Regions from separate parts of the Homo sapiens genome. Here region 2 is linked to region 1. Evidence: chromatin contacts called from ENCODE Hi-C data. All regions are on one chromosome and are shown on one strand. Each heading gives the region's core, a stretch centred on a gene start or an enhancer-like site at or near the end of the contact. The rest is flanking DNA. Distances are from core to core; before and after follow the strand shown. Region 1 has its middle 15 kb from the start of AQP1. Region 2 overlaps GHRHR (growth hormone releasing hormone receptor).

Region 1 (7,023 bases), core at 1,942-4,441:
CCTGGGTTGTTCACTCCTAAAACAGGTTTATCCCTATGACAGGCCACCCCAAGAGGCCTTGGGCATCATCACGGCCTCAGGCAGGTGTCAGCGTGAGCACTGCTGAGTCCCACAGGTCTTGGGTTCTCAGCCTTCCCCACTCTCACTTCTTGGGGACACGTGCCTCTCTTCCTAGCCTCCTTTGTGGAGACAGCAACGTGCAGGACCCAAACGACTTTCCAGAAAAGGAAATGGAAAATCCTTAGATAAATAAACCCAAGATGTGTCTGCCTTAGCTGGGAAGAAGGAAAAAGTGCTTGGCATTTTCTGTGGTGGCCTAGAGGCGATAGGAAGTGGGTTTTGCAGGAGGCACTGGGGCTGCGTCACGTCCCCGGGCTGGCTGCCTTCTAGGTGGGCCAGACAGGGGCACTGACCCATCTCTCCCTCCGGACTGCTTGTGAGGGGTGAGGGGAGGGGTCTGAATTGAAGGAAAGGCTGGGTTCTCACACAATAGCACACGGGTATAGAAACCAAGACACTCACAGATTTTTCCAGAGTCCCCAAAATAAGTCTCAGGAAATAAAGGAAGATAGGAGAGGAGGGGCTCCGGGAAGCCCCACCCTCTCCTCTGCCCTGCTTGGGGGCCTTCCAGAATCTCAGCAAATCCTCTGGGAGGCGAGGAATGAGCAGGGAGAGCTTGGGCACCTGCCATCTGTTAGCCTCAGGCCCCGAGCCAGCACCTGGCTGGCTGAGCCTCAGTTTCTTTATCTGTCACCAGGGAGGTGTGAGTGCCAGGCTCGTTAGGGGCTGTACACAGTGTCTGTCCCTGTTGCCCTCGATCTCAGTCTCAGGAGTGGTCACTGCTGGGAATGCTGGCCCAGTCGCTGTGCAGGGAGGGCCTCCTCATCCAATCACCTCCTTTCACAAGCAGGGAACCAAAGCCCAGAGCAGGGAGGAACAGCCTTAAGGGGGCAAGCAGAGAAGAAGCCATTTATCCAGTTGGCCCAGGAGCAGCTATGGGGCCTGGAGAGCCAGGGAAAGGAGAGGAGGGCCTTGCCTTTCAGGGCTGGGTTTGGAAAGGTACAGGGAGGGACTGATTTCCAGGGATCAGTCCACAGAGACAATGCCCAGCAGACCTCACTACATCACAGCATCTCATACGGTCACCCTTCCTGAATCTCAGTGAGGTGAACTTGCCCCAACCCCCACACCCTCCTATCAGCTCATGGCAAAAGAGCCAACATTTACTGGGCACCTACTAGGCGCCAGGTGCTCTTCTAGGCACCTTACACTTAATCCTCACACCAATCTTATATAGTTTACGCTGTTATTATTCCCATTTTACAGACAGGGAAACTGAGGCTCAGAAAGGTCACTTTATGTGTGTGTGTGTGTGTGCATGTGTGTGTGTGCGCGTGCGTGTGTGTGTGCGTGCATGCATATTTTGTAACTTAGCTACGGTGACACAACTGAGAGGTTGGAGCTAAGATCTAAACTCAGGTGGTCCAAATTCCAGTAGAAGCTTGTAATCACTTCATCATCCAACCCAAGCCCCTTTCCTCACAGACCACACCCTGCGGTAGGGGCAGCAAGGATCCCCAAAACCAAGAGAGAGGGAATGGCAGACAGACTTGCGCCTCTGATCCACAGGTCCAGGACAAGGGCCCCCAACAACAGCAGACACAGGAGGAGGTATGGGTCTCTGTTCTGGGGCTGGGAACTCACTTTCCTGCCTAATAAGAGATTCCTGGTCCTCAGGAGATAAACAGTCTCCATAATGCCAACTGGGACCCCCAAGAGCTGGGGAAACTAAGTCTCTCCATGGGTAGGGGGCCTACTCAAGACCACCTAGGGACTGAAAATCATCCTGCCAGCCTGGCTGTCTTCCGCAATGGACTTGGAGGTGGGAGCCAGCCAGTCCAGCTGGCCCAAGGTCACCAACGGCATGGAAAACAATAGACAGTGGGTCCAGCCATGGCGGGAGCCAGAACAAAGCCCTGGGCACTTCCTCGAATTGAGGCCCCCTCCTTCATGGTTTGCCAAGGCACGGGGGCAGAGGAAGCCTTCCTTCATCACGTGGCGGGGATGTTTTGCAAAGATGCTCTAGGGACAGCTGCAGCCACCAGTGCTGACGGAGAAGCAGGCAGACGGAACCGCTGCTGGAGGCAAGATCTGCCTGCCAGGAAGCAGGGAAGAGAGCGGGGACTTGGGTGCGGGTCCATGGGCCCACCACCTTGCTCCTTTGGCTGAAGCACTAAAAGGCAGGATGTCTCTGGGAGGCCTGCACAGGAGGATCGCTTGAGCTCAGGAGCTCGAGAACAGTCTGGGCAACACAGAAAGACCTTGTCTCTATTAAAATAAATTAAAAAATTAGCCAGGCATGGTGGCACACACCTGTAGTCCCAGCTACTTGGGAAGCTGATTTAGGAGGATTGCTTGAGCCCAGGAGATCAAGGCTGCAGTGAGCTGTGATTGTGCCACTGCACCTCCAGCCTGGATGACCCTGTCTCAAAAAAAAGAAAAAAAAAAAAAAAGCAGGCTCTCTCACACCGGATCCTCCTCTCCATGGCCCCAGCTAAGAAGTTAGCGTCTTCCTTCTGATCTGTCCTCCACATTGTTGCCACATCAGTCTTCCCAAACAGCTTGGACCCATCACTGTCCTGCTCTGAAACCCTCCATGGCTCCCTAGTGCTCACAGCTCAAGCTCCTTAACCTGACATTCAAAGCCCTTCAGGATCCAGCCCTGACATCCTTAACCTTCCCACCACCCCCAGACTCCCCAGGCCCCTTGCCCCTGACAACCCAGACCCTCTGCTTATCTGGAATGCTCTCTGCCCCTCCTCCCACCCACTTTCCTTCAGGGTCCAGTTTCAATCCTCCCCCTTCAAGAAGCTTTCGACTGCTCCAGCCCACCAAGAGGATTCCCCTCATCTGAGCTCCAACCCCCAAATACAATCCAAGGATCTGAACCCGGAGTTTGAAGGGCACGGTGGTGGGAGATCAATCAGTAACAGAACAATCCTCCCGCAGACTACAGTTCCCGTGCACGGCAGTTCCTGATTACAAAACTGTCCTGATATAATTATTAATAGCACTCCTCAGGGTCAGTCCTTGTGCTGGGGAGGGGAGGGGAGGGGCAGGGCCCAGGAATGGTGCCAACCCTGGGCTCCCCACAGAGCAGGCCACAGGGAGGTGGACCCGCGAGTGCTGTGCTTATCATGGAGGGCTCCGTGGGGAGGTGGGACTTTGCTGAACCTCAGACAGGCCTTAAACAGAAAATGCCAGAGAAACACTCAGGATCACCCTTATCAAGGGCCACAGGAAAGGCGCCAGGTTTAATCTCAAAGCCACACCTGGAACCAACGGTTTGGAGCCTCAGGCAGCACCTTCCCGCCCTGACACCCAGCTGCCGAGGCTTTCTGCCTGGAGTGGGTGTGAGCAGGGGAGGGGCCTCAAAGTGGGCAGAAGGAGCTTTGGGCTTGTCCCCCAGGGTGGGACAGGTACCTGGGGGAGGGAAAGAGGCAGGGAGGAAGGAGCCCCGGGCCCAGGGGTAAGGAAACAGCACTAGAGGTGTACAGGGGTGTGTGTGCATGTGCTTATGTGTTTGCTTGTGCATACACCTGTGGCCAGGTGACCGACACCCTCTAACTATTAAGACCTAGGCTTGTGAAAGAGGAGGTGATTGAGTCCTGTGAGCACTCAGAGGGGAGGACTTGAACTGTCGGCTGGGTAATCCAGGAGGGCTTCTTAGAGGAGGGGCCTTGGAGCTGGCCTTGTGGGATGGGTAGGATTTGACAGATGGACATGGGGAGCCAGAGGGCAAGGACCCAGGTGAATCAAAGAACACCAGGGAAGGCTGCAGGCAGCCAGGGGCAGTTTGGGAAGAGGCTGCTGGGGTCTGTGGTGGGTGAGGTGTGGGGCTGGAGGGGGAAGCAAGAGGGGAGGCAAAAGGAGGCAGGTTGGAATCACCCCCACCCCCCATCAGATTTATTCCATCCAGCCCCAAGACCATCTGGTGGTCTGGTCTCCAAGAGACCCCTGTGGAAAAGAAATGCCCAGGAGGACTCTTAACTAATGATTCCTGTCTGGGCCTCGGTTTCCCCATCTGTATGGAGAAGGCCTTCAGTGACTTCTTGGAGGAACAGGACACAAGATAGGTATTTTGTGGGAAGGTGAGCAGGAGAATGGAAGGAAGCGCCGCAGTCTGGGAGATGGCGTAAAAAGGAAGGGCAGGAAAGGCCACCCACAGGCGTTGGTAGCCACTGGCCCTTGACCAGCAGGGTCCTGATCCCTTTCTGTGCATAACAGGTCTGCCGGGAACACACACGCAGACACTATAGCCATGTTCTTCCTGGCCCCTCCCCCACGCACCTATCAGTCCACCCCCTCATGCTGGAGTTTGCATTAAGCAATCTCTATTATCGCAAATGCCTGGCATTTTTGCCTGGTAATTAAAGCTCCCACAGCCCCCATGAGGATTAGTGCATGATTAGGAAGTAGGGCGGACTGTGGTGGGTGGAGAAATACCTGCAAATAGACTTGGCAACCTGACTGCCTCCTGCAAATTTTAGGATCCCCTAAGAGCTCAGTGGCCACGTAAGGATGGTCCACTGGGCCTCCAGTAGCAAAGGCCACTAGCCATCTTTCACTTCCATCCCCTCAATGTGCTCCCAGCCTCTGCCCCACACCCCACTCTCCTGCCAGGGAGAGAGAGGTCTGAAGCAGCACGCTGAGAAGTTCTCCTCTCCCAGGGAAACGTCCCAGCCCCAGACCATTGTCTGAGGCCCTCTCCTGCTCTTTGCCTCCACTCCTACTGCTCTGGGCCTCCCACACTGTGGTCACCCCAGAGGAGACCCGCAGACATCAAGGACTTCCCTGGTCTCTGCTTTCACTGTTCCTCTCAGCTGGAATGATCTTCCATCTACTTCGCCACTTGTTAAAACCCTGCTCATCCTCCAACACCCGGATGAGATACCACCTCCTATCTCACTGGAAGTATTAGGAGCCAACATTTACCGAGTCCTGATGCTGTGCCAGGCCCTGTTCTAAGCACTGCACCATGTAGTAACTCACTTAATCCTCATCCCAGCCCTAGGAGGTTGTAATTCTACAGATGAGGAAACTGAGGCCCAGTGAGCTCGAGTCAAGTGCTCAAGGCCCCAGAGGCAGGAAGCAGGGGAGTCAGGGCTGCACTCAGGCCTGGGATCTGATGCAGCTTCTTCCTCATGTGCCCATGACCGCCTCCCACACATGCCTTCAGTACTTCATTTTGGTGGCTATTTGTGCATTTCACACTGTCTCCCCACAAAATCACAACCTCCAGAGCAGGCTTTAAGTGAAAGCACAGACTCGGATCCCCTAGTTCTGGGCACAGCCTGAGTCCGCATTTCTAAGCCTGGACATCAGGCGGTGCTGCTGCTGCTGGTTTGAAGACAGCACTTTGAGTGGTGAATCCGGACTAGGGCAGAGACGCCCTGCTGTGCCACCCTTGCTTAGCAGAGCCTAGGGTCTGTGGAAGCCTCTCTGAGACTTCACCAGCCCCGGCCCTCACGGCGGGCGGGAGCGCTGCTGCTCCTCTTCCACGGCTGGTGTTCTGGATGGGCTGGGTCCTGCCCCCAACGCTGTGTTCCCTTTGGGCTCAGACATGGAGACCCTGGGGAGCAGTCAGGTGGAGTCTGGACAAAGCTTGCCTTAGTACAGCCTCCAACACCCCTCCAAGCCCTGGCCCAGCTCTGACCCCCAGGGAATTCTTGCAGCTCTGGAAACCGCTCTTCTGACAGGTGCTCCCTCTATGTAGAACTAACAGGGAGAGTGCTGTGAATGATCCTCCCACCACGAGAGAGGATGAAGAAAGTATTGGGCTGGCAGTCGAAGAGGTCGGGGCTAGTGAGGATGTCCCTGGAGAGAAGCATCAGTGTGCTCGGGTCCCTGGGTCCCCTTCCCCTAGCCATGGGGAGCAGAGAGGGTGAATCTCCACTCCTAAAGTCAAGTGAGGGAGGCTTCAAGGAGACTGCCTGAAAGCTTGATTTGTGTCCCCAGGATGTGGGACACTCGCATGGAGTGGGGAAGGTTAAAGGTGAGGAGCTCCCGACAGATGGTGGGGCAGGAGATGGGGTGAGTGGGGAAGGTCTGATCTCCAGGATTTGGGAGGCAATGATATGTTGGTGCTTTGCACAGTTCAAGTGTGGATCCTGCAGAAGGAAGACTCGGGTCTTCCATAAAGGTGGTGGAGGAGAGGTTGGCTCTGGCAGAGGGGCTGGAGAGCTGCCATAGCAGCAGTTGGAGGGGGGATCAGCTGACGTGGGGCAGTCCTTAGCAGTGGGAAGCCCCCTCACAAAAGAGGAGGCCAGCACTTCCTATGTGCTCATCAGAGGGCCCACAGCAACACCCAGCACTGCTGCAGGACAGGTTAAGTAAGACCTTGCTGCCCTGCCCCTCCTCCCTGAAGGAGCCACAGCCAGCTTGGGCATCTGGGGAGGACTCCAAGGGCAAGGTGGAAAGGTGACAAAAGCTAACCACAACTCCCTCTCCCAAAATGACCACTGCAAGGGGAGGGGAAACTTTCACATAATCTGGGCAGCTCTGGACTCTCTGAAGCCCACCCACAGTCTCCCTAGAAAACTCTGCCCCTTGGATGGAGATCGCCCATGGGTGAGGAGTCAGGAGCCTGTATTTCATTCCTGCAGGCTTGGTGGCAGCACCATGGACTTGTCCCAGTGTCTGGGTCTGGGGGAGGGTGGTGCTGGGCTGTGCTCATCTTCCATTCCAGGAAAACCTAGGCAAGGAATAAGAAACTGCACAATGTACCTGGCTTCTAGAGAAGCAGGTTTGTAATTTGTTGGAAATGGTCTTCTCAAGCAACACTGGGAATAGTTTGTTTTCTCCAGTGCTGCCAAAGGGACCTTGGTCAGGAGGTTAAGTGAGTTTCATTGAAAAGACACACTTTTCCTTCCCAGGCTGATAAACAAGGCTGCTGCTGGGAAACCGATTTCCTCTGCCCGGGTGCTCAGCTGGAGCGCCCTATCCCTGGCCAAGGAAAACAAA
Region 2 (4,531 bases), core at 745-3,244, 78 kb before region 1:
GGGTGGATGGATGGATAGATGGATGGATAGATGAGTGGGTGGGTGGATGGATGTATAGATGGGTGGGTGGGTGGATGAATGGGTGGGTGGATGGGTGGGTGGGTAGGTGGTTAGGTGAGTGGATGGATGGATGGATGGATGGGTTGGTGGGTGGGTAGATGGATGTATGGATGGATGGATGGATGCACGGATGGATGGATGGATGCATGGATGGATGGATGGATGGAAGAATGCATGGGTAGTTGAATACGTAGATGGGTGGCTGGAAGATGGACAGACAGACAGATATTTGAATAGATGGATGAAAAACATAGCCCTCACCCTGTCATGAACTCAGCCAAGGCCCGTGGGCAACAGCACCTCCCTCCAGCACCCTCAATGGAAAGAAAGAGTGCCTGTGGGGGCCCTCACCTGGAAGGAACCCAGTCCCAGCTCCAGGGGGAGGCGGATGCCCAGGCCAGCATTGTCTGGCAGGAAGTTGAAGATGATGTAGTGAATTCCAAAGAGTGGGATCAGGAAAAGTGTCGACTTGGAGAGACGCCTGCAGGAAAGACAAATCCTAGGCTCCCAAGACTGGGATTAGAAACTGTCGTGTGCACTTCATCTCCTCTCACTTCCTACCACCTCCCTATATCCACTCTGTGGAACAGCCACCTTGGGAAACGCCACCTCCCCACAATCACTCTGGGCTTTTTTATTTCTGGGCGCTGGATCCTGCTGATTCCCCTACCAACTGTTATTGCCCCAGTTTATCCCAAAGTCTATGCATCTTTCAAAGTGTGGATCAAAACCACTTCCTCCAGGAAGTCTTCCTTGACCACACCACCCTTCAACTAGAAAGGATCCCTCTCCCCAGGCTCCCATAGAAATTGATCCCAGCACTCATCGTTCTATTTGGCATGGGAGCTGGCTGTTTGGAGTCCTCATCCTTCCAATATTGTGATCCCCTAGAAGGAAGGGGCCAGGTCTATTCTGTCTCTGGGAACATAGGGAAGAAAGAGTATGGGGCTGAGGTCATGAGTGCTTATTGGATGAGACAGACACATTGAATCCCCCTCCAGTTACCCTTTCCCAGTATCCCCAGACACAAACACACAGTACCAATACTGAGACTGGGTATGGAGGCTGCCCTGAGCTGGCTCCAGTTTCCTCACCAGGATGCGGATAATATTGAGAAAAAGCCCAAAGTTCACCTGGAAATAGAGGCATAGGAAGGTGGAAGACAAGGGTCAGGGGGTAGCCTTGGGTGGCTGGGGTGAGCCCCAGCCCATTTGGGGACTAGAAAATTTAAATCCTTGAGACGTGAGAATGTGCAGGTGAATGAATGCACAGATCATTGCTCCAGAACTGGTAGCCTGGAGATGGGGGGGCGGGGGTCCCACATTTGAGCATTGGACAGAGAAGGACCAAGTCCTGGGATCAAGGGGGGCGATCAGGCCTTGCCACCTGCCTCCAGCCACCTCCCAGGCTCTTCTCTAGCACAAAGCAGATGTCCCTCACTTTGCACAGTTGCTAAGTTGCAAAACATTTGTACATTTACCAAAGCCATGCAAAGCAGTCTTCACTGCCTCTGTGTTGTGTGTGAGAGCAGAGGGAGGAGAGGGGTTTAGCTGCAGACTCCATTTACTGCCCCCACCCGGCACCCCTAGTCTCTCACTGTGGTGGTAAATGATCTGCAACCAGCACATTAGGCTCATCAAAATTGAGCTGGAACAGCCTGCATGCTGATGGAGACCACCACCCCTCTAGTTTTACCAATGGGATACTGAGGCCCAGAGAGGGCCTCACAGAGAATCAGTGGCAGAGCAAGGCTGGAGCCCAGTTTTCAAGACACCCAGCCTGGAGTTGCATTTCCTGCTGTGCACAGCCCGTCAGTAGTTCCAGGGAAGTTGACTGAATAAAGCAAAGGGCACTGGCCCAGGGACTGACCCCGACCGAGAGGACAATGGGCCCTTTGATGATCCACCAGTAGGGGGAGGTGTCGTCCAGGTCCCAGCACCTGGGGAGAGAGGAAAGAAGGCCGTTGTTGGAAAGTCCCCTTCACTGTGGTGACGCAGGCACCTCCCTCTCAGGCATTCATGCCTTCTGGTCTCACCCACCTCCCCTCCAGCCTTTTCTCCTGTCTCAGCCAGTTAAGGTCTCACCCAAAGGGGCACCCCAATCCAGGCTGGGCTCACCCTTTCTATCCACCTAGATGGACAAACGTTTCTGAACTCTGTTCAATGCCTCCTTGCTGGCCCCCTGGCAGCTCCCTCACCCCACCTTCCCCCAGCCCCACAGCCCTGGGAATCTGAGCTCCACTCTCCTGCCTGGCTCATGCCCCTTCTGTGCTACTCACAGACTGTTCTCCCACCCCCCATCCTAGCCGGGCAGTCCCTTCTCCTCCTCTTCCCAGCCTGGAGAACAGCCCATGGCCTGACTGTCCACTCCACACCCCATGTAGGACCAGCGGGTATGACAAGGTGGCCGCTCCGACTCACGCGATGTCCTCGAAGGCCAGTTTGCAGCTCACCCACGTGCCAGTGAAGAGCACGGGCAGCCCTACAGGAGTACAGGGAAGACACAAGCGAGGGAGTCTGCATCCTTGACTCTGAGATCTGGCGCCACCTCCCACCACCACCATCAGCCACGTAGGGCACTGCAAAGGCAGGGCCAGGCAGGACCCCAGAGCCAGGGCCCTGGTCCCACCCTCCAACACTTGCTGCCGGACTGTGGCCTGTCCCTCTCCTTCTCTGGGCCTCAGAGTGAGGTGGAGGGGCCTTTATGTAAACTCCCTGGGCCTTTCCAGCCCTTTACCTCCCCATGGTGCCCAACCCGCCCTCAGTGCTCACCCCAGCCAGCGAGAACCAGCCACCAGAAGGCTCTCCTTGAGCTGGGGGAGGTGGAGGCCAGGAGGCAGTTCAGGTAGACGGCTTCTGCCAACAGCCAGCTGAAGTTGGTCATGGTGGCGAAATGGGAGGCGGCCACAGAGACCTTGCATAGAACCTGGGGGCCAGGACCTGGGTGCTTCAGAGCTGGGACACCCACTGGAGCCCCATCCCAGTCTCCTCTACCCTACTCAGATACAGAACCTCCAGGCCCCTCCATGTTAGGCTGGGACCTGCAGCTCCTTGGGCCACCCAAGAGGGGATGTGGTGATATACAGTGAGGGTTAAGAGCACAGATTTGGTATCTAGACAGCCTGGCTTCTAATTTACTATCTATTTCCTGTGCAAATCTCCTCACACCTTAGCTTTTCATCTGTAAAAGGAAAAACCTCCAATACCTAGATCAAGTCCTCATCATAAGGATTAAATGGAAACTGCCTAAGACTTGCTTCTATTTTCACTTACCCCCATCCTTCCTGAGCTGAAGTCAATCCCTAGAGCTGTGACTTATTCAGCCACAGCTCTGTCTTGCAAAAAACACACACAGGCACCCGTGCATTCACTCACTCACTGCATGACTTGATCACCTGCCGGCAGGGGAGCAGGACCACCTCTGAGTTCAGTTGGCCCAGGTTTGATCCCAGCCCCACCCGTGTGCCACTGGGTGACCTTGCCAACTGTCTCTCCTCTACAAAATGGGATTAAAGTGATGCTTTCTTCTTCAAGCTGTTTTAAAAATTCAAGAGATAATGCCAGCTGACTCTTGAACAACAAAGGTGTGAACTGCTGAAGTCCATTTACACATAGATTTTCTTCCATCTCTGTCACCCCTAAGACAGCAAGATCAACTTCTCTTCCTCCTCCCCCTCAGGCTACTCAACATAAAGACGATGAGGATGAAGACCTTCATGATGATCCACTTCCATTTAAAAACAGCCAATTTTTATTTTCTCTATGATTTTCTTAAAATTTTTTCTCTAGCTTACTTTATTGTAAGAATACAGTATATAACACGTGTAACAGACAAATATGTGTTAATCGGTCATTTATGTTATTGGTAAGGCTTCAGGTCAACAGTAGGCAATCAATAGTTAAGTTTGGGGGACACAAAAGTTATACTTGAATTCTCAGCTGAAAGGGGGGTCAACACCACTAAACCCACATTGTTCAAGGGACAACTACATATGTAAAGCACTTAGTGCAATGCCTGGCACAAAATAAGTGCTCAGTATGAAGTATGATTAATTCTTTCATCAGTTAATTGAGGTCATGTGTTAGTTTGCTCCCTGATTTCGCTGTTCATTTCCAGCACACTTGCAGAGGATCTAGCAGGTGCTGGGTCTCCACATTCTGCCCAACTTCCCTTTAATTTCAATTGCCTCTTATTGTCTCCACCCCATCTCTCCCATGGTGCCTTCCCAGTTTCTTGGACATGGCCCAGGTCCTCCTGTCTTTGAGAGTTTGTTCACCCTGGTCTCTCCTCTTGAAATGTTCTCCTTCCCCATCTCCCTATTGTTGCTGCCAATACAGCTCCAGGGTCCTCTCCTCCCTGAAGCCCCCTCTCGTTCTCTCCTAGCTCTCAGCTTCCTCCACTTGGGAGTCCCCTAATCTGTGTGCATTCTGTCCCATGGGCTCTTCCTGAAGGAGGGACCCAGCTCCTCCCA

The links. A loop is a pair of places that touch in the nucleus more often than their neighbours do. Pooled maps may share reads with other maps.
Region 2: a loop to region 1 is called in a map of Calu3, with 6 times the contacts of the local background. The contact joins two enhancer-like sites. A Hi-C loop is called at or near these places in 5 of 168 maps with a recorded cell type or tissue (Caco-2, Calu3, K562 and 1 more) and 1 of 50 pooled maps.

What each region holds. Positions count from the first base shown.
Region 1 is chr7:30,893,584-30,900,606 of GRCh38, reverse strand. No RefSeq gene overlaps it. Among named protein-coding and RNA genes, the nearest start is that of AQP1, 15 kb to the left of the region's middle. Within about 2 kb of position 3,191, at least 8 of the 41 ENCODE cell types and tissues checked have a DNase peak (open chromatin) inside an H3K27ac peak, as active enhancers do.
Region 2 is chr7:30,972,439-30,976,969 of GRCh38, reverse strand. It overlaps GHRHR (growth hormone releasing hormone receptor), which reads right to left. Exons shown (of 13, transcript NM_000823.4): 7 at 2,832-2,985; 8 at 2,481-2,541; 9 at 1,930-1,999; 10 at 1,102-1,193; 11 at 412-541. Among named protein-coding and RNA genes, the nearest start is that of GHRHR, 11 kb to the right of the region's middle. RefSeq lists a silencer at 1,921-2,099 and an enhancer at 1,751-2,110. Within about 2 kb of position 1,994, at least 3 of the 41 ENCODE cell types and tissues checked have a DNase peak (open chromatin) inside an H3K27ac peak, as active enhancers do.